Linked DNA regions of Homo sapiens: region 2 is linked to region 1. A link is an interaction called in ENCODE POLR2A ChIA-PET data of the cell type or tissue named here. Cell type or tissue: A673. All regions are shown on one strand. Each heading gives the region's core, and the rest is flanking DNA. Links, peaks and the distances in the headings are about the cores only.

The links. Peaks named below come from ENCODE experiments on the same cell type or tissue, not always from the same donor. Only the 100,000 strongest peaks of a DNase experiment are listed, where the experiment ranks them.
Region 2: POLR2A ChIA-PET joins it to region 1 with 8 read pairs; 2 of 35 experiments call an interaction of 5 or more read pairs at or near these places.

The regions. Positions count from the first base shown.
Region 1 is chr2:46,904,483-46,909,493 of GRCh38, forward strand. It overlaps MCFD2 (multiple coagulation factor deficiency 2, ER cargo receptor complex subunit), which reads right to left. Exons shown (of 4, transcript NM_139279.6): 2 at 4,541-4,695; 3 at 3,328-3,487; 4 at 1-1,112. The coding sequence starts at 4,689. The coding sequence ends at 981. It overlaps MCFD2-AS1 (MCFD2 antisense RNA 1), which reads left to right. Exons shown (of 2, transcript NR_199007.1): 2 at 2,402-4,196. Among named protein-coding and RNA genes, the nearest start is that of MCFD2-AS1, 7.7 kb to the left of the region's middle. In A673, for the core only: no CTCF peak of the experiment used is centred there; no DNase peak of the experiment used is centred there.
Region 2 is chr2:46,739,728-46,756,822 of GRCh38, forward strand. All of the region lies in intron 1 of SOCS5 (suppressor of cytokine signaling 5), which reads left to right. Among named protein-coding and RNA genes, the nearest start is that of SOCS5, 49 kb to the left of the region's middle. RefSeq lists an enhancer at 9,323-9,617. In A673, for the core only: no CTCF peak of the experiment used is centred there; a DNase peak (open chromatin) is centred at 9,464; H3K27ac peaks cover 1,431 bases.

The DNA.
Region 1 (5,011 bases), core at 1-5,000:
CATGGGAACCCACTTCTTGCATCAGTATGACCTGGATGTGAGACCTGGAGTCAAAGGAGATTATTCTGGAACTTTAAAATTTGACAGCCCTGCTGGATTTCGGACTTGCATGGGCCCTGTAACCCCTTTATTTTGGCCAATTTCTCCCATTTGGAACAGCCGTCTTTAATCAATACCTGTACCCCTGTTGGTATCTAGGAAGTAACTAGCTTGCTTTTGATTTTACAGGCTCATAGGTGGAAGGGACTTGCCTTGTCTCAGATGAGACTTTGGACTGTGGATTTTTGCGTTAATGCTGAAAAGAGTTAAGACTTTGGGGGACTGTTAGGAAGGCATGATTGGTTTTGAATAGTGAGGACATGAGATTTGGAGGGGCCAGGGGTAGAATGATATGGTTTGGCTATGTCCCCACCCAAATCTCAACTTGAAATTGTATCTACCAGAATTCCCACGTGTTGTGGGAGAGACCCAAGGGGAGGTAATTGAATCATGGGGGCCAGTCTTTCCCATGCTATTCTTGTGATAGTGAATAAGTTTCACAAGATCTGATGGCTTATCAGGGGTTTCCACTTTTGCTTCTTCCTCATTTTCTCTTGCTGCCATGTAAGAAGTGCCTTTCACCTCCCGCCATGATTCTGAGGCCTCCCCAGCCATGTGGAACTGTAAGTCCAAGTAAACCTCTTTTTCTTCCCAGTCTCGGGTACGTCTTTATCAGCAGCATTAATACAGACTAATACAGATGCTTGAAGCAAGCCCTTGTCCAATAAGGTATTTAATAGCACTTAGGGACTATTAGATGTCCCATTTCTCTTCTCTTTCATTTCTCTTATCTCTTCTCACCCCAGTGTAACGAATCGCTACAGGTTTTTACCAAAATGCTGCAGCAGTAGTTGGAAATGAGTTATTTTGCATTACTAAAGTGTTCAATCACATTATCACGGGTCACATTTGTATATAACCAGGAGATGGCCAAATAACATCTACTGCAGTGATTTTGCAAATTCAGCATAGTCAATGTATCCATCATTGTTCTTGTCATCATCTCTCAAAACACCATCTATTATGTTAATCAGTTCATCTTCACTCATTAGTGGTGCCTGTTCACTCCCTTCCTACAAAATACAAATTAGACAATGATGAGTTGCGCATTTTACCGGAAGAAGTGCTTAACTAACGTCCAAAATATCCATGTTCTTTCATGGCACTGTTTATTAAAAAAAAAAAAAAAAAAAAGGAAAAACAAAACAACAAAATATCCACGCTCATATGTGTCCAAAAACTTTCAATGGAGTATGGGGCTACTTCTAGGAATCTAGATATATAGAGAGAGAATATGTATTATTGAGTCAATTTATCATAATCCAGTTTAGAAATTACATTTGCCAGTTAAAAGAAGGCCCTTCAAAATAGGCTTTTGCTTATTTGTTTCATTATGGCTCATTCTTCTTTAATTGGAAAAGTGCCAGTCCTCCTGAGGGTCAGCTCTGTGCACAAATTTGCCTGATAAAATAGAAACAGTGACGAATTGGACAACAAGTTGGCATCAAAACAAGAGGAAGAAGGCACTGCCGATGAGCAGAACCTGTTATGATCTTTGAGGAGAAAGTATTTCCCATGCTCCAAGAGCAGGGTTAGTGGGCTGAGGCTGTTCACATCCTTGGCTGGTTCTTCCTTTGCCACATCTCCCACATTCACCATTCCCTCTCCTGTCACCACCACTATCCTCATCTGCCAGGACTGCTGACCCCTAATTCCTCCGCCTAACACTAGTCTCTCCTCATGTCCTTCAGTCTGTCTCCCACAACCAAGGATCTTCCCTAAACAATGCCATTCTCCTGTGCAAAATCATTCATGCTCCCTGCTGCCTTCAAACCTCACCTGCACTCCTAGCAGCGAATGTAATCCCACTCACCTGGCTAACTTTGCCTTGCTTCCTCTCTATAGAGGGCAGTGTGGCAGAAGGGGAATGACATTAAATGTGGAGGCACGAGGATTTTTTTTTTTTTTTTTTTTTTTTTTTTGAGACAGGGTCTGACTCTGTCACCCAGGCTGGAGTCCAGTAGCACGATCACAGCTCACTGCAGCCTCGACCTCCCAGGCTCAGGTGTTCCTCCCCACTACCCTCCCACCCCGTCACCCCAGCAGCTGGGATTACAGGCAAGCATCACTATGTCCAGCTAATTTTTGTAGAGACGGGATATCACCATGCTGCCCAGGTTGGTCTTGAACTCCTGGGCTCAAGCGATCCTCCTGCCTCAACCTCCCAAAGTGCTGGGATAATAGGCATGAGCCACTGTGCTTAGCCTGGCACAAGATCTTGATTTCAGTGTCTTCACCTAGAAAATGGGAGGGTTTTGTTTGTTTTTTGTTTTCTGAGACAGGATCTCGCTCTATTGCCCAGGCTGGAATTCAGTGGCAACATCGCAGCTTGCCACAGCCTCAACCTCTCAGGTTCAAGTGATCCTCCTACTTCAGCATCATGAGTAGCTGGGACTACAGGCATGCACCACTGAAAATGGAAGTATTAACAATGCCTGCCACTGCCTACTCAAGATGTTGCAAAGATCCAACGAGATCTCTAACCTACTTGAAAGGGCTTCAGAAACTTTGGAGCACCATACAGTATCACACAAGCCCTCAATTACTGCCACGTCCCTGAATCCCTTGGTGTCAATTCACCATTAAACAACTTCTCCCTTGCTCTGCAGTTTGAATACGGTCTGTCTTTTAGGCACTGATTCTCATACTCTGGTGTGTAACAGAAATGCCTGTAGCACTTAAAGATACAAATGCCCAGCCCTGGGACTTCTGCCTCAGCAAGTTATCCTTTGCGGGAAGGATCGTTGGACAGAAAGAGGCAGAACACAGAAGAGAAAGAAGCAGCAGCACCTTTTTTTTTCTTTTCTTTTTTTCTCTTTTTGAGACAAGGCCTCACTCTGTTGCCCAGGCTGAAGTGCGGTGGCATGATTATGGCTCACTATAGCCTCGACATCCTGGACTCAAGCAATCCTCCCACCTTAGCCTCCTGAGTACGTAGAACTACGGGCATGCACTACCAGGCCTGGCTAATTTTTTAATTTTTGTTTTGTTTGTTTTGTAGAGACAGGGTCTCACTATATTGCCAAGGCTGGTCTTGAACTCCTGGCTCAAGTGATCCTTCCACTTTGGCCTCCCAAAGTGCTGGGATTACAGATGCGAGCCATCATGCCCAGTGGAGAAGCAGCACTCTTGGCACATAAGGACAACACAAGTCAACAAGACTGGGGACCAAATTAACAAAGGGAAGCCTTTCTGTGATACAGTCCCCCAAGCCACTGCCAGACCTACCTCCTTATGGACATGAGTGATGGCTGTGGAGAGTTCTAAGCCATCAAGCAAATTATTGCCATCATAATCATGCATTTTGAAGTAATGGAGCTGCAATTCTTGTGGCGACATCTCCGCCTCTGGTTTGTTGATGACACCTTCTAGATGCTCCATGATATGCCTAAAAATCAACAGTCAGGTTCAGGCCAATTGACAGATACTGGGATCATGCTGAAATCTTAAGGACTCTGAAAAGTTCAAGATCTTAAACTTCCTCCAGCTCAGAAAAACAAACACCAGCAGTGGCAGACCACACTCAAGGATTACACAGAGATAGACAAGGCCTTGAGAGGAGCAGGAAAAGTCAAATAGACCATCTGTTATGCTGGCAGGATTAGGGTATTCTTTCCTCTTTATTATTAGAATTTTGTTATAACATTTTCAGGCCATCAATTTAAAAATATGTCCTTTAAAACTTTTTTTTTTTTTTGAGACAGGGTCTCACTCTGCCACCCAGGCTGGAGTGCAGGAGCGTGATCTTGGCTCATTGTAGCCTCAACTTCCCAAGCTCAGTTGATTCTCCCACTTCAGCCCCCCAAGTAGCTGGGACCATAGGCATGTACTGCCACATCCAGCTAATTTTTTGCAATTTTTTAGTAGAGACAGGTTTTCCCTATATTGCCTAGGCTGGTCTCGAATTCCTGGGCTCAAGTAATCCACCTGCCTCAGCCTCCCAAAGCACTGGGATTACAGGTGTGAGCCACTGCACCCAGCCTTAAAAACAAAGGATAACCGAGTATAATGCGTGAGGCTAACTGGCCCAAGACAAAAGCTGCAACAAATGATTCAATGTTTGAATGTGTTGATTTAAAAAAGGTCTTGTTATAGTCAAGAAACCTTAGCTATTTTCTGGATTCTGCTACTATGACTGTGTATGTGTACCTGTGTGTCTATTTGTATGTGTGTGTGTCTGTCTGTGGTGAAAAAAAGGAGAGACCGGATTCAGACAAGTAATGTGCCCCATTTGGGCCTAAAGATCTTCCACCTGTGATACAATGATGAAAAAAGAATACCTGACTTATAGGTGGCAATAAGGAATAAGAATCATCCTTGAAGAATGTCAAGGAGCCATAGAAACAGGAAGAAGGAAAGGAGGACTGAGCATGCCCTTGCCGCTGGCTCAGCTGCAGATGATGGGGAGGCCACTGGACCACAGCCCGGGCTGAATACGTACTCTTGGTCGTGCACTGTGTTCTTATCCAGGCCCATGCTGCCGGGTTGGGAGAAGCTGGCTGCAGGCTCCTCAGCCCTGGCGCCTGGGGCACAAAAGGCCCAGAGCAGGCCACACAGGAAGGGGGTTCTGAGCAGGGATCTCATGGTCATCAATATCTGTGAGATGGGAAACACAGAAGAGGAAGGCAGAGCATCAGAGCAAAGGTTTCGTTCAGGGCTTGACATGGTATGATCCTGGGAAACCTGATGAAGCAGTAAGGTTAGGAAGAGAGCTTGTCAAACACGGCCCAATGCCAGCTCTGCTTTGAGACTGTGGGATGACCCTGGGCACTCCAAGTCACTCAAATGGCAGGGGAAGGCTCACGAGGTTTCCTGAAGTGCCTGCAGAGTGCCAAGCAACACGTGAAAGCTTGAAGGGACTGGAAGATTATTCTTGCCTCCCAGAAGTTATGGTCCCCTGAAAGAAATATTT
Region 2 (17,095 bases), core at 6,549-11,548, 160 kb before region 1:
ATATGCATCCCTAAATGGTATAGTTTAGTTTTGCCTCTTTTGTACACATGTCTACACACATATGTATACATGTCAGTATTCGTGTGTATATTTTTATTTCTCTAATCCATTGTGCATATACTATTCCATTGTATCAATATACTATAAGATATTTATTCTGCTCTACTTTATAATATTGAAAAACGCAGCTGTGACCAGTTTAGGAAATAATGCCCAGGAGGATCTCCTCTCTCAGAGAACTAAGGTATTAACGTATTCAAACGGAAGCCTTTATCTGTAGAATACTTGTTAATATCATGTGGTATACTAGAATTCTAGGGAACATGAGTTATGAAATACTGGATAAGACCTTTTGTTATTACATTTTGTCACTGAGTAATTTCAGTGCCTGCTATTCCTACAATCATGTCTAAGGAGAACATTCACTGAGGGAGTAAACTAAGGTAGCTGTGCTTTCAATCGTGAATGACCTTACCTTACCTGGCCATAGGTGATTGGACTGGCATGGGTATCCAAATTAAAGTCACCAGTGATTGGTCGGCCACTGCCCAACCAGGTGGAAGCACAGAAAGTTGTCTCCACATGGGAATGAGCTTAACCAATCAGGTTCTGACAGGCCTTACAATTGGCTATATTTGGTTAAAGAAATACAGCTTTTGCTTTTAATTTTCTGTCTGGATGTACTCCAGATAGACAAGGTGGAGTACTGGTTACTGTAAGGATACACATGATGTGTATCATAAAACTCACAAAAAGAAATAGAGATTGGCAGTTAAGTATTGGAAGCAGAATTTGAAAAATCAAGAGAGAGATAGGAGGGGCCTGTGATAGATCAAGAATTAGCAAAAGGTATGAGAAAGTGGCACCTGTGAGGAAGAAGAAGAATACAGAGTCTAGAAGCAGAGATACCAGCTGGTGGCTGGAGGTAAATCACATATCTAAAGCTGATACCCAGGGAGTTGCTGGGTCCCAGTAAGAACCAGAGTTCTAGAATGAGGATCTGCCACTGCCTACTGCTCCTCTTGCTGCTTCCTAGGGAAGCTCTGGAACCAGACCCTTCTCAGTCCCAGTATCCTTGAGGCCCAGACCCACTTGTGTCACTGATTTTGTTCTTGGACTTCTGACCTGTTTTCCTTATCAAATCCGTGCTTATTAATCAGGATCCTTCCTCAGCCATACACACCCACATTTGAGTATGTCAGAACCTTGCAACCAGAAGAGACTCATAAATGAGTTGAAATTCATTAGTGATATTACTTACCACTAATTCCTAATACTGTTTGAGAAAGTCACGCTGGCTTGAGTGGAGACCTGTATTTGCGATTCCTTTCTCCATTGATTGTGTTCTCTGCCCCTGTAACCCACCATTTATTTGTGTCTCTTCCCTTCCTCACCGTTGCTTCATCTTTAAAAAGTTTTTAAAATATTTCATTATTCATTTCTTCTGCATTTTGCATATATCTTTGAGTTTATAATATGAAATTAGATTGATCTTTTTCAAGATCGACTTCCTTTTTCTTTTATTTATTTGAAACGGAGTCTCGCTCTACCACTCAGGCTGGAGTGCAGTGGTGCGATCTCAGCTCGCTGCAACCTCCACCTCCCAGGTTCAAGTGATTCTTTTACCTCAATGTCCAAGTAGCTGGGATTACAAGCGTGCGCCACCATGCCGGGCTAATTTTTGTATTTTTACAAATCCCAAAGTGTTGGGATTACAGGCGTGAGCCACTGCACCTGGCCCCAAGATCTACTTCCTTTTTAAATAACATTTTAAAAATATTGAATCTAATATTTTGGAAAGTACAACAAAGAAAAAAAATGAAATTACAATAAATAGAAACTATCCAGAAATAACCACAGTGATATTTCCTAACTATATTTTTTAAAAAATGTTTGTGATATAGATGTGTGTTGAGGTCTGTTTAGTTGTACTATTTTATAACCATTTTTATTTAATATCATGAACATTACCAGAATATTAAATGCCCCAGAAACATGGTTTTTTATGTCTATTATTTCAGCATGTAAAGGCACCAGAATTTATTTAACCATTCTTCTATTCACTGAGCAATATGATTATTGCCAATTTTTTCCTAATATAACTAATGCTATGATGAATATTTCCTGCATATAAATCTCCATCCTTATCTGATTATGTTCTTGGAATAAATTTCTAATTGGGAAGCCTTAGATAGAAAGATGTGCATAGTTTTCAAGCTTTAGTACATAATATACAATTTCCTTTCTGAAACGTCATGTGGATCTATGTTCTCACATTAGTGTGTGACAATGCTACTTTCTCAATACCCATGCTAGATAGTACCATTAAAATGTAAAAGAAATAAAAACAAACTTTGACAGGTTGATAAGTGATAAATTTGTATCACATTTTAATTTGGATGTCTTTGACAAATTCCAAGAATGACCTTTATTGGCCAAGTATACATCTGATTTGTGATTATTCTAGAGATATCCTTTGCTGTTTTTTAATTGAGTTGTTGTGTTTTACCATTTTCTTTGTCTTCTTTTCTTTTTTAAATAGAGACAGGTCTTGCTTTGTTGCCTAGGCTGGACTTTGAGGTCCTGGGCTCAAGCAAGCATCCTCTCCATACCCCCACCCCCACCCCCACCTTCTTAGTAGCTGGTCTGTAGACGCACACCACTGTGTCTGGCATATCTTTTTCTTATAAAATATATATATTAATTTTCAACATATGACAACATTGTCATGTATCATGTCGTTTCCATATGTCATATGTTGAAAATGTTTTATTCAGCTTATCATTTACCTTTGTTTATGACATTTTTTGATATACAGAAATCTTAAATTTTATGTCATTTAGTCTTTTGATCATTGCCTTTTGGTTTATTGCTTCAGCATTTTGCTTAAGTACACCTTCCCATCTTTTATTTGAGAAGTCATAAGTTTTTTTATGTTTACTACTTCTTTTTTTTTGAGACAGAGTCTCGCTCTGTCACCCAGGCTGGAGTGCAATGGCGCGATCTCGGCTCACTGCATCCTCTGCCTCCCAGGTTTAAGCGATCCTTCTGCCTCAGCCTCCCGAGTAGCTCACATTACAGGCACATACCACTATACCTGGCTAATTTTTGTATTTTTAGTAGAGACGGGGTTTCACCATGATGGCCAGGCTAGTCTAGAACTCCTGACCTTGTGACCTGCCCACCTTGGCCTCCCAAAGTGCTGGGATTACAGGCATGAGGTTCCACGCCTGGCCTGTTTACTACTTTTTTAATGGAAGGTTTATGTTTTTACAATCCGATGAAATTCTTACCCATTCATCTTATGGGAACATTTGAGATTACTCAATTTTAGGCCCCAAAGTATAGTTTTTTAGTTTCAGAAAACTTGACTGTTAACTTTTTATGAGTTTTTCATCTACTTCCTCCCTCCTTCCACTGCATATATGTATTATATTCAACATGTTACAGGAAAGGGGTCCCGATCCAGACCCCCAAGAGAAAGTTCTTGAGTCTTGCGCAAGAAAGAATTCAGGGTGAGTCCATAGAGTAAAGTGAAAGCAAGTTTATTAATAAGTTAAAGGAATAAAAGAATGGCTCTTCCATAGAGCGGCCCCGTGGGCTGCTGGTTGCCCATTTTTATGGTTATTTCTTAATGATATGCTAAACAAGGGGTGGATTATTCATGCCTCCCTTTTTAGACCATATGGGGTAACTTCCTGACATTGCCATGGCATTTGTAACCTGTCATGGCACTGGTGGGAGTGTAACAGTGAGGATGACCAGAGATCACTCTTGTGGCCTTCTTGGTTTTGGTGGGTTTTGGTTGGCTTCTGTCATGCAGCCTGTTTTCTCAGCAAGGTCATTATGACCTGTATTTTGTGCTGACCTCCTATCTCATCCTGTGACTTAGAATGCCTTAACCATTTAGGAATACAGCCCAGTAGGTCTCAGCCTCATTTTACCCAACCCCTACTCAGTATGGTTCACATGCCTCTGGCAAACATATGTATACTTGAACATTTAGTATAATGATAATTGATTAAGCGTCATACAAGGGACTGGGGGGCATCTCCAAATATGTCTGAAATTTAAACAAAGGCCTTCCATTTGTATTTTCTGTTGGTAATAGGAAAAAAGGAGACACACAATGAGTTATATTTTTCTCATTTTCTACATAAAGGAAGCATATCAGTTTTTTAAAGAGAAACCTTGGCAGTAAAGTCAAAGAAGAATTTTTTTGTGTGGGTCTTTATATCAGGGATGATGTCTTTTATACTATTTTCTTTCTTTTTTTTTTTGAGAAGGCATCTCACTCTGTCCACCAGGCTAGAGTGCAGTGGCGCAATCTCAGCTCACTGCAACCTCCCCCTCCTGGGTTCAAGCGATTCTCCTCCCTCAGCCTCCCTAGTAGCTGGGATTACAGGCATGTACCACCACACCTGGCTAATTTTTGTATTTTCAGTAGAGATGGGGTTTCACCGTGTTGGTCAGGCAGATTGTGAACTCTTGACCTCAAGTGATCCGCCTGCCTCGGCCTCCCAAAGTTCTGGGATTACAGGCATGAGCCACCACACCCAGCCCTTTGATACCATTTTTATAGAACGTGGAATAATATAAGACCACTTATTTGATAAACTCTTAAGAAGTTGAGAGCATAACATTAAGTTGTAATTCTGGTAAAGTATTTGTGTAGGGAGCCAAAATAATACAAACCACATATATATCTTTGTGGTGAAGTAATTTGATTACAGTTAGAACATAGAAAATCAGTGTGGGTGGTGAGATATTTCCAAACTAGTTCTTTCAAAATAATAAAGACTTTTTTTTTTTTTCTTGAGATGGAGTTTTGCTCTTGTTGCCCAAGCTGGAGTGCAATGGCACTATCTTGGCTCACTGCAACCTCTGCCTCCCAGGTTCAAGTGATTCTCCTGCCTCAGCCTCCTGAGTAGCTGGGATTACAGGCGCATGCCCCCATGCCCGCTAATTTTTTGTATTTTTAGTAGAAACGGGGTTTTACCATGTTAGCCAGGCTGGTTTCAAACTCCTGACCTCCGGTGATCCGCCCACCTCAGCCTCCCAAAGTGCAGGGCTCACATGCGTGAGCCACCGCGCCCGGCTGTAATCGAGATTTTTGACCCAATTTTATTTTATGTCTATTTGTGGTTTCTATTTAGTGCTTGGGAAATAGTTGTGGAATGGTTCATCCATACTAGATCTAAGTATTGCCCCTGGAAAGTTTTATATTTTATTGTGAAAATTAGAAAATCTGTATAACAAGATGTAGAATTATCCCATTTAAGTGGATTTCCAGGATTGACCTGCAAGCAATAACAAAGGATTTTTACCCACTATGCTTCAAACAATTATGATGCAAACTGTTTAATAGTAAGTCTTAATTCATTTCAGATTTCAGAGAATGTCTTAAGAATTTTGGGGATATTAATGTAGCACTACATCCTTATCAAAGAATATTGAGAATTCTGCTTTAAACTACCAGTTCATCTTTGAGACTGTTTAAACCTGCTTTTCTTTATCTGCAAAAGAAGTCTCAATTTTAAGCCATGTTTATGGGAAATGACTATACCTTAAACTGTGTAGAAGTTCTTTTAGGGGGAGACAGGAAAGGGAAAGTTTGTGTTGGAAGAATAGCATTTCTTTGATTACATATTTTTGTAGCTGACACTACATTTACATTGTTTAAATTGAACATAAAATTGTACCTGATCAAAAACATGTCTAGCTATGGAGTATGAGACTATTTAAATAACTCAGTATTATACATTAGGATTTTTCTTTTATTTAATTGGAGAGGAGTATGATCAGAATTAGTTGTAACTGTTGTGCTATGTTAGACCTTAAATAACTGGATTCCATTTGTGGAATGCTGTGCTTATTTTAAAAATTCTAATATTAAAAGAAAAATCACAGATCTTTGAGGTTAGCTAATTGAGTTGCTTGTAGAGGAAGGACTACCTGGGCTGGCTAGAGACAGAGGGTTGTTTATCCTCTTTAACATTTCCCATGAAAGACTCTGCACAAATCTCTTTCGATTGTTTATTTACCTTTTTAACCATTTGAAATTTAATTTTTTCCTGAGAGTTTCTTTGTCTTGGTCTTTAGAAGGATTGAAGAGCGGCCAGTCAGAATTCCCATTTTTAAAGAAAGGGTCTCTGTATATGTAAAAACAAACATTTGATCACCTTCATTCTCCAGATGGCATAATTCCAACTATATTATCTCAATATTCCTAAATTATAATACCGTTAACTGTTGTTTTGCTGTACTTTTTCTTCCCAGTTTTTAAAGGGTGGAGGAGGTAGCCAGACACGGAGCCCTTTGAGTTTTTTTTTTTTCTCTGATGCTTGAAATCCTGGGATCAATATTATGAAGGATGCTCCAGAAGGGAGTGAGGGTGGAGAAAGGTAGACTGTTTAGGCATCTGATTCATCCATGCAAATGATGAAGACTGAACCTGTTAGGGGGCAGTGGAGATGGAGAAGAGGGATAGGCCCAATATGGTTGTGAAGTAGGCTATAGACTCACATTCTTATTATTCACCACTCCCCAGAGTAAGTACAAAGGCAGTGGTAACTCTAGAATATCTAGCATGTTTTCTCTCCTGCCATTTGAATCTTCTCCTTTGGAGTATAGAAATATTCCATCAGGGCCGGGTGGCTCACGCCTGTAATCCCAGCACTTTGGGAGGCCGAGGTGGGTGGATTACAAGGTCAGGAGATTGAGACCATCCTGGCTAACACGGTGAAAACCCGTCTCTAGTAAAAATACAAAAAATTAGCCAGGCGTGGTGGCGGACATCTGTAGTCCCAGCTACTCGGGAGGCTGAGGCAGGAGAATGGTGTGAACCTGAGAGGTAGAGGTTGCAGTGAGCCGAGATTGCACCACTGCACTCCAGCCTGGGCGACAGAGACTCCATCTCAAAAAAAAAAAAAGATCCCATCAGCCTGTCTCCTTTAAGGTTATATATTTTTGTTACATCTCTTTTAATTTTGGTTTCTACATGTTTGTTGTTAGTACGGTATATAGTTATGTAATTGATCTTTGTGTGTTGATCTTGTATCCTGTGACCCTGCTAAACTCACTTAGTTTACTTTTCTTTCTTTTTTAAGATTCCTTAGGGTTTGCTATGTAGACAATCACATCATCAGAAAATGGAGTTTTATTTTCTCTTTTCCAATTTGCATGACTTTATTTCTTTTTTTTTTTTTTTTTTTTTGCCTTATTGAGCTGGCTGTTGCATCTCTTTTGATCTCTTGTTCTGGCCATCAGTGATTACATATCAAGGTTGCTAGACAGATTTGTTTCTTCTGCCTAGAACAGTTTGCATGGGCTGGTGTTTTCCTTGAGCAAAGATTTTAATTACTGATTCAAAGTCTTTAACGGCTACTGATTTTTAATTTCTTCTTGAGTCAGTTTTGGTAATTTATGTTTTTCTAAAAATCTAGTCATTTCTTCTTAGTTTTTAAATTTATTTGCTTACAGTTGTTCATAGTGGTCTCTTACTTTTTTTTGAGACAGGATTTTGCTCTGTTGGTCAGGCTGGAGTGTGATAGTGCAGTCACAGCTCACTGCAGCCTTTACCTCCTGGGCTCAAGTGATCCTCCCACCTCAGCCTCCAGAGTAACTGGAACCACAGGCGCACACCACCATACCTGGCTAACTTTTGTATATAGAGGCAGGGTTTTGCCTTGTTGCCCAGGCTGGTCTCAAACTCCTGGGCTCAAGCAGTCTGTCTGCCTTGGCCTCCCAAAGTGCTGAGATTACAGGCATGAGCCACTATGCCCGGCTAGTCTCTTTTAAATCTGTTTTATATCTCCATGTGTTCCCTTTTTTATGTCTTGCATAATGTGTCCATGTAGTCTGTGGCCCTGGGCTGTTACACTTTTTAAGGTTTCTTTGTTCTTCTCTTCCTGTGGTCATTGTACTTACACGTAGTACTCCTCTATAACCACATCCCCAACCCTTCTAATTTGCAGTTTCTAAGCTGCTATGCCCTTGGTGTCTAGCAAATAAAGTTTGCTTAAATTGAAGGTCAATTTAGAGTAAATAGGCATAGAGAAAGAGCTTTAAATATTTACATCTGAGAGCTTGAACTTTATCGTCATATTGTCCACATGTGGTACTCAGCAAATGTTAAAATGAATATTTAAAAAATCTTTTCAGATTCTGAGCTTTTGATAGGTTAGGTTTAATTTTAGTTGTTAATAAACTAAAGATTTCTTGATTGTCCTATTTCTAAAAACTAAATTTGTATGTTACATGCTAATTGGTAAAACCAAAACTAAGCTGTATTACTTGGAGTTTCTAGTTGATGATTTTGTTCAACATGCTTCTCTACATTTGTTTTCTTACGTGATTAAAAGTTATCCTTATTTGCCTTTACTTCTCCCGATACCCTTCTCAAATATCCTGCTAAAGACTAATTTTAAGATGTTTCCATTGTCTTTTCTCTTTTCTTTTTCTTTTTTTTTTTTTTTTGACACAGTCTCACTCTGTCACCCAGGCTGGAGTGCAGTGGTACGAACTTGGCTCACTGCAGCCTCAGCCTCCCAGGTTCCAGCAATCCTCCCACCTCAGCCTCATGAGTCGCTGGGACCACAGATGCATGCCACTTGGCCTGGCTAATTTTAGAAAATCTTATTGTAGAGACAGGGTCTGTCTGTTGCTCAGGCTGGTCTCAAACTCCTGGGCTCAAGCGATCCTCCTGCCTCAGCCTCCAAAAGTGTTGGGATTATAAGCATGAGCCACTGTGTCTGGACAAATTTTCCTTTTTCTTATGGTGTCAGGGAGGGTAGATCCAAAAAGGGGCACGCATTGTCCTGATCAGTTTCTTTCTTTGTTTCTTTCTTGGATTCATTACAAGTTGTCAAATTATTTTCCATTAGTTTTTTTTAGAGCTAAAATTTGGCATAGGAGACAGTAGTATCTTTTAAGTTTGTTAAAGATTAGTAAATGTATTCTAAGCAGTTTTAGATAAAAAGTAAAAAAGTTGTTATTATCAAAACATTATTTTATTTATTTTAGTCCTTAGAGTCTTCATATTTCTTGTGATACTTGATCTAAACTGCTGGGGTTATAAAGTGGTTATCCTCCCTAGAGAAGGAAATGGTGCAGATTCCATTTGCTCACTTACCATTGGTAACTGAATATTATTTGTAAATTATTAGCAGAATCATAATGAGCTCACTGTTAAGTAGTTCCCCTAATCAGAGACTCTTTTCTGGATTAAGCTGTCTGCTAAATTCCTCAACTGAGAGTTGTTTTACTTTGTTGGTATTTTTGTTTATATTTAACCACCTTTTATATTAAGGGAGATTTGTGGGAAGCATTGATGCCCTGTGCTCTAGTAAGCATGATCAGTAGAGGCAGTGCTGACAGTACTAGTCACATGTGGTTATAATGCTGAGTAAAATGTTATTTACTTTACTAAGTTGGTTTGCCTAACGGAAGTAGTCTCCCTGGAGATGGGATATCAATGCAGAACTGACTCAGCAATAATCTCTCCCTAGTCATAAAACAGCCTTACTTTTTGTTACTGTCACTAACATGAACTAACATGCTTTGGATTGGTTGTATATCAGAAGCTATGATTTTTGTCGCCCTATTATATACTTAGTTGTTTTTACCTTATGTCATGTTATCCTGGAAAGGCCGAGACTTAGGTCTCTAACACAGCTAGTGGGAGCTTGAATTTGATTTTAGGTCCTGCTAAATCTAAGGCTTATGTTGTTTGTGTTATACCACAGTCTGCCAATAATGCTGGCCAAATAAGAAACATTTTGATGAATCGTGTATTTGTTAGTATATTACATAAGATATTTTCCCCATAAGAAAATGAAGCATAACCTCTTAGGATTTTAGGCTTCTCTAGTGTACAGTATCTATAGAGCAAAATTTAAATTGTGGTAGTGTTTTATAGACTAAAAAAGAATCAGAAGCCCCTCCAAATGAATAAGGACTGTGTTCCCGGACCTTACCCAGTACTGTACAGATTAGCTATCCTTAGTTTTTGTAGATGAGCTGTAGAGTCAATGGCTTAGGAACATTGAAATGTCCATAGTGTTTCTTAGGATATAATATGGAAGTTGGAGTCATGGATAGAACTTTCACTCTGGCAGATACTGTACATAGGAAAGTGACATTTGTGGCATGACCCAGAAGAACTGAAAGAAAGAAGTATTTTTTAAAAGAGAGAAAAGCTAAAGATGCTAGATAATACTGGTAACATTTTTAAAACCTCTCTGTCTTTTGAATATCTCCTATGAGCCATTTTATGTATATTATTTCTATCATCACATCCAACCCATAAGGTAGATATTATCGTCATTGTACCAAGGGGCTAATTTAGGTTCAGAAATATGAAGAAAGACATTCAAGGTTATAGGATTCTTAAATGGTAATGCTGGAATTCATCCTTTCTGCTCCTGCCTCCCAAATGTTTGATTGTTTTATTGCCTATCCGCTTTTCATTCTGGTGCCCTAAGCAAAGCATAGGCAGTATCTGTACGTGAGATTTGGGCTTAAGAATAAGATTTCTGCTAGGCTCGGCGTGCCCTCCTACGTGATACCAGAAGTTAGAATTGTGTGGATAAAACTTAGGAACTGGAAATGTAAAATTAAATACTTACTTTTTTTTTAATTAGAAAAAGAAATAGCCCTAAAATTGTCTTTTTTGGAGAGTAGGATTGCAGGGACTGTATCACACATGACTCTTAATTTGGTTCTGTGTCTTCTTTTTTCTTCTTTTTAAAAATGGACCACTATATTAATGTACAGAGAAAAATACAAGAACTTATTAAACTCCATCCCTTGAAATTAGGCATCTGATTACAAAATACATTCTTAACTGACCATATAATTAAAAGTAGTATTCAGAGAAGCAGTAGAACTTACTAATATAGAACCATTTGTTACAATAATACCAGAACATTTCTGAGCGGTATACAGGCCTACACAAGGGTCATGGGTTTAATAGTTGATAGGCATTTAAAGTACAGATACCGAAACATTGTTGGTAGGCCCATGAATATACTTGAGATTCTTTTGGTCAGAGTATTGTTTCATTACAATTAAAATAGAATAGGCTAGAAATTTTCTTTTGAGTATGCATGTGCTACCTCTGTCAACTTTTCATGTTGGAGTGATGCTGAGTTTGTATAATAATTTGAGATATATTCCATCTTTTTATGTTCTCCAATAATTCAAAATATGGATATGATGTATCCTCTGAAGTTTTAAAGAACTTAATGACACTATTGTACTTGGACTTAGAATAATTAATATACTGTTCTAAAATTGACTCAAAAAGAGGTAGAGAAGCTGAATAGACCAAATAATAATAGAAGAAATTGAAGTCCAAGTTGTTATTAATCTCTCAGATATATCGGTTTCTACATCTATAAAATTAAGATAATTATTACTCGTAGGGTTGTTGGGAGAAGTAAAATGCTTATGTCAGAGCCTGGTACATTGTTAGCCCCCAATAATGTAAATTGTCATCACAGCCATTACTGTCAAGATTATTACTCTTTTTTCAAGATTCAGCTTTTTTCCAGAGTTTTATTTCTTTGATTACTCACTTCAAAGAATCTTAGATTTACTGTTAAAAAATGTAATTGCCAGAGGTTTTTCTCTTTTGCTAGTCTGATTCCATCTCTGACATAGTTTACTTAAAAAAAAATACACTTTATAAGAAATAAAAAGGAATGTAGACACAGACATGCAAGTGTTTTTTTTTATTATAAGAGAAGATTATGTACAGGTTTTGCATAAAAGAAAACATGTGGAAAGATACTCACCAGAATATTAACAGTGATTATCTCTAGGTGGTGGGACTTCAAGTGAGGGTTAGATTTTTTAAAATATTTCTGGAGTATTTTAATTATTCTGTGTGTATATTATTTTTCTAAGAAAGTTTTCTATTTTATAACTTCATGCTCTAGTGATCATCCATTTACTTAATGCACTTAAGATGATAATCTTAGAGTATTGATCTTCAAACTGTTCCATAGAATGACTGTTAGATTTGGTAAACATAATCTTAAATGTTTTATGTAGTACATCAGGGGTTGGCAAACTATGGCGTATGGGCAAAATCTGGCCCACCACTGGTTGTTGTATAGCCCACCATGAACTAAGAATGGATTTTATGTTTTTAAATGGTTAATGAAAATCAGAAGAATAATATTTTGTGACAAGGGAAAATTATATGAAATTTAAGTATCACTGACCATAAATAAGGTTATATTGGCATGCAGCTATGCTTATTTACTTGCATGTTGCCTATGGCTGCATTCAGGCTACAGTGGCAGAGTTCAGTAGTTGCCATAGAGACTGTACGGCCCACAAAACCTAAAACATTTACTGCCTGGCCTTTTGGAGAAAATGTTTGCTGAACCCTGTACCACATTAGAGAAACCTATTTAGTTCAGTGTTTTGTTCTTTTTTTTTTTTTTCGGCGAGTATTACCACCTGAGCTCTACCTCCTGTCTAGTCAGCGGCAGCATTAGATGCTCATAGGATTCAGCCCTGTTGTGAACTGCGCACAGGGGATCTAGGTTGCGTGTTCCTTATGAGACTCTTAACTAATGCCTGATGATATAAGGTGGAACAGTTTCATCCTAAAACCTTCCATGAAACCAGTCCCTGGTGCCAAAAAGGTTGGGGACTGCTGTTTTAGAAGTCTCTGAGTGCCTCTTCTAATTCTCTACCCTTCCCCATAATAGGCAACCATTATCCTAACTTTGCTGACATCCCCTTGCTTTTGTATCTTTATTATATATGTATGTATACCTAAACAATATATTTGGGGGTTTGCTTGTTTAAAAGGTAAATTGTTTCATAATGGATATATTCATCTCTTATAATTTCTTTCTCTAAGCATTATGTTTTGAGTGTTACATTTTATATTGATACAAGTAGCTATAGTTGATCATTTCTGCTATATAGTGCTCCACTGTATGAATGTATACTAATGGACTAATTATCATTTACTTACATATCTCCATGACAGCCACAACAGCAACATTTTAAAAATTCAATTTGTTGACTGTCTTCAAACCCCTACCTGACAAAACTGTTTTATTTCGTGTTTTCTCTCTGAAACAGCATCTCTATTCATGCATTTGCCTAAGCAAGACTCCTAGTGTCATTTTCAATACCACTCTCTCCTCATTTCCCATTTTCAATTGATCTTCAATCCTATAGATTTGACATCTGAACATCTCATAGCCATCTCTCCTATCACCATCCTAGTCAGGTGCTTGCTTGGACTCCTGCAGTAGTCTTCAGTGCCATATCAGCATCCACCCTTGCTCTCTTATCATGGATTATGAGGCTTACCTCTCCAACTTCATCTTGACACACTTCCCTTCACTCACTGGGTTGTGTTAACTTCAGCCATTGTTCATGTCATGCTCATTTCTGCTTCAGGACTTTTGCAAATGCTGTTCCCTCTGCCTATAGTACATTGTCCTGATTCATTTCTTCTTATCCTTCAGGATAAAATTTTGAAACATCACCTCCTCAGAAAAGTCTTCCTTGCTCCCCAACCCCGAAACTAGGTCACGTTTCCCTGTTATCTTTAGGACTTTGTTACTTGCTACTCAATCCTGGTACTACTACAAATTTTAATTATGATTGTTAAGGAAGGCTTATCTGATTCAGTCAGAACCAGTTGTCTGTAAAGTCTAATAAAGCAATACATCATAGAAGGGATACATACCTTAAGTAGTTTATTCTAATTTTAAGAATATAACTATGTTCATTTGCCAGTCTTTTGATTAAGAAGCTGTTATCAGAAAGGGGTTCGATCCAGACCCCAAGAGAGGGTTCTTGGACCTTGCGCAACAAAGAATTCAGGGTGAGTCAATACAGAAAAGAGAAAGCAAGTTTATTAAGAAAGCACAGGAATAAAATAATGGTTACTCCATAGGCAGAGCAGCAGCATGGACTGCTTGACTGAGTATACTTATGGTATTTCTTGATTATATGCTAAACAAGGGGTGGGTTATTCATGAGTTTTCCGGGAAAGGGGTGGGCAATTCCTGGAACTGAAGGTTCCTCCCCTTTTCAGACCATGTAAGGTAACTTCCTGACATTGCTGTGGCATTTATAAGCTGTCATGGTGCTGGTGGGAGTGTCTTTTAACATCCTAATGCATTATAATTAATGTATAATGAGCAGTGAGGACGACCAGAGGTCACTTCGGTTGTCATCTGGTTTTGGTGGGTTTTAACTGGCTTCTTTAACACAATCTGTGTTTTATCAAGGGTCTTTGTGACCTGTATCTTGTGCCAACCTCCTGTCTCATCCTGTGACTTAGAATGCCTAACCCCCTAGGAATGCAGCCCAGTAGGTCTCAGCCTTATTTTTCCCAGCCCCTATTCAAGATGGGGTTGCTCTGGTTCAAACACCTCTGAAAGAGCCAAGGCCTTTTCTTTCAGAGTAGGTCTACTAGTTATAGATCCATATTGTCTGTATTGGGGAAGCCATGCCCATAATGTATCATGTAAGATTCCAGTTTGGGTTTTTTAAGTAGAACAAGAATTTAGGCTCTTCAGATGAATTCTTAGCTTAAAATCCTTATAGATCTTTACAATATTTTTTCCATTTCTTTGAACTATTTTCTTGGCCTCTACCTAATTCAGCAGCAGAAGTATTTCACTTTTATTGAGTATTTCAGAGTCATTCAACTTTATAAAACTCCCCACTCTTCCATACTTCATTAGGTTAGTTGACATTTAATTAAATCACATAGTTACACTAATATAAATGGCATGAACAGGTTTGGAACCTAACATAACTAAAAGTGTAACTCACTGCTGGGAACTGGAAGTGTCTGGGTATACTAGATTAGAGGACTGCACCTCTTTTTGAGTGTACATGGTCTACTGTATTAATATATCATGTACACTGTAATAGTGTAACTCTAAGGTTGAATTATATGTTTATTTTTTACCCACAAAATAGCAATTTTATATGGTTCAACCTAATATTAAATAACAGTATAAAGGATAAATGGCCATCCAATTAGATAATAATAGATCCTGTCACAATATGACGTGTAAATAACAATTAAAAATAAATCATTTTTAAAAGGCCAGAGGATTCTTAGATTATTTTAAGAAGCTGTAGTTATGACAGCCACACATTCCTGAAATTCTGGGTCAGTTTTACTGTCAAACGTATTATCTTTTTCTAAAAATTATTGAAATGCCACCAAAATATCAATCAAAACTTGTCTCCTAAACTGCCTCTTGTGCCTGAATTTGATACAGAAATACTTTTAATCAGTCTACCTGTCCCAATTTTTGTTACTGTAACTGAAGGACTTTCTATTGGAAAGGTGTTACAGCTGAGAAGTCTAGATAGACTGAAGAAGAGGAAGGATTTGAGTTGTCACATTCTTCGTCTTTATGGCATTCAGCATTAAGAATATAACTGTTATGTTATAACTGTATATTTTAACAATATAACATAATTAGGTAAGTATAATAGTTCTCTCTCAATGTATTCTTAAAACATGTTAAACTTAATTTATTTCTCATAAAGCATGGGTTAAGTCCCATTGAAATAAACTCCTGGGAATTATTTCAATTATTTTGTTTTGTGTAAATTTTGTAATAGATACTAGTTGGCATTAAGAAGGACCATTGACTGTACTATTTCATTTTTATATATGTAAACTTATGTAGTGATAGAATTTGACCTAATTTTCCATAATTCTAATTTGTAGCTTATCCAGTTAAATATAATTTTTCAACAAAAGCTATTTAACTTCCAAAAGCATTATAAAATCAGTTTTAAATTATTATTCCTTCGAGGAAAGAATAACTTTTTAGAAATTTGCTTTGGATAGTTTTAAGAACAGCTAAGCATGTGTAGAAATGTAAGAGATTGTAATGGATGATAAACTTTTATTCTAGAATCAATGCAATTGAAATTTAACGCTTTTTTTAGCCCTGTATAATTTCATATAAAACCATAAAGTAGTAGAGTTGTAATTTAGATCTCAAAGGGTTTCAGCTCTATCTTAAAAACATTTCTAAAAATTTAACAAAACAAACAAAAGAACTTCGAATCTGACATTGTTAATACCAAGATAGTTGAAATGCCTTCCTGATTGTTATGTCGACTAGTCTGTGAATTACTGTCCGTATTTTTTCCTTCCTAATATTAAAGCTGCCCACATCACATTTCACATGTCAAGAAAAATCAACTATCTTTCTCCATGGAGTAAGATGCAGTCTGATAACATGCTCCAGAATAAGAATAGAGAAATAACTAAATTTCATGCTCTGTGAAACTGAACCAGGGGGTTCAGTGTTAGAAACTGCATTTTGTGCCCTGGCAAGTACAAATGTTTTCTGCATATCACACTAATTCATACAACTTATAAAGAACTATATAAGGAGATGAGTGGTTTTAGGTTAGGTCACTTTTTAAAAGTTATTTTTTGGGTATAATTTGCATGTCAGAGAAGTATCTTTAGATAGCTACAAAATTTATAAACACGGAGAAGAGAGTTAAATTCTTGGACTTCTTGAATATGGCTCTTCTAGTGTCTAGAGTGATGTGGTTTATCTTAAATAGGTGGATTAGGGTCAGTAAACTTTTTCTGAAAGGGGCTAGATAGAAAATATTTTAGGCTTTGCAGACTACATGTGGTCTCTGTCAGATGTTCTTCGTGTGTGTATGTTTAAATGTAAAAATTTTTCTGAGCTGGGATCCCTTCAAAAAACAGGCCACAGGCCAGATTTGGCCTTCAGGCTTTGGTTTGCTGGCCCTTGCTCTACATCAGTAATGTTCAATACAAATATAACCTGAATCACATATGTTACTTTTAAATTTTCTAGTAGCCACATGGTGGGTGGTGCTGTTTTTTGTTAAGAGTCTTGTAGTGACATTTGACCTTGAAACTACAAATATATGAATTAGGTAAAAATAAAAACTAATTTTAAAATAAATGAGAAGAAACTAGGCTAGAAAGGGGCTAGGATATTGGAAGAGAACATCTACAAAGATAATGGAGTCACCAAGAATACGGCAGGAATTCGACTGTATTAACAGGACTATGGGCAAGGAACGGAAATCT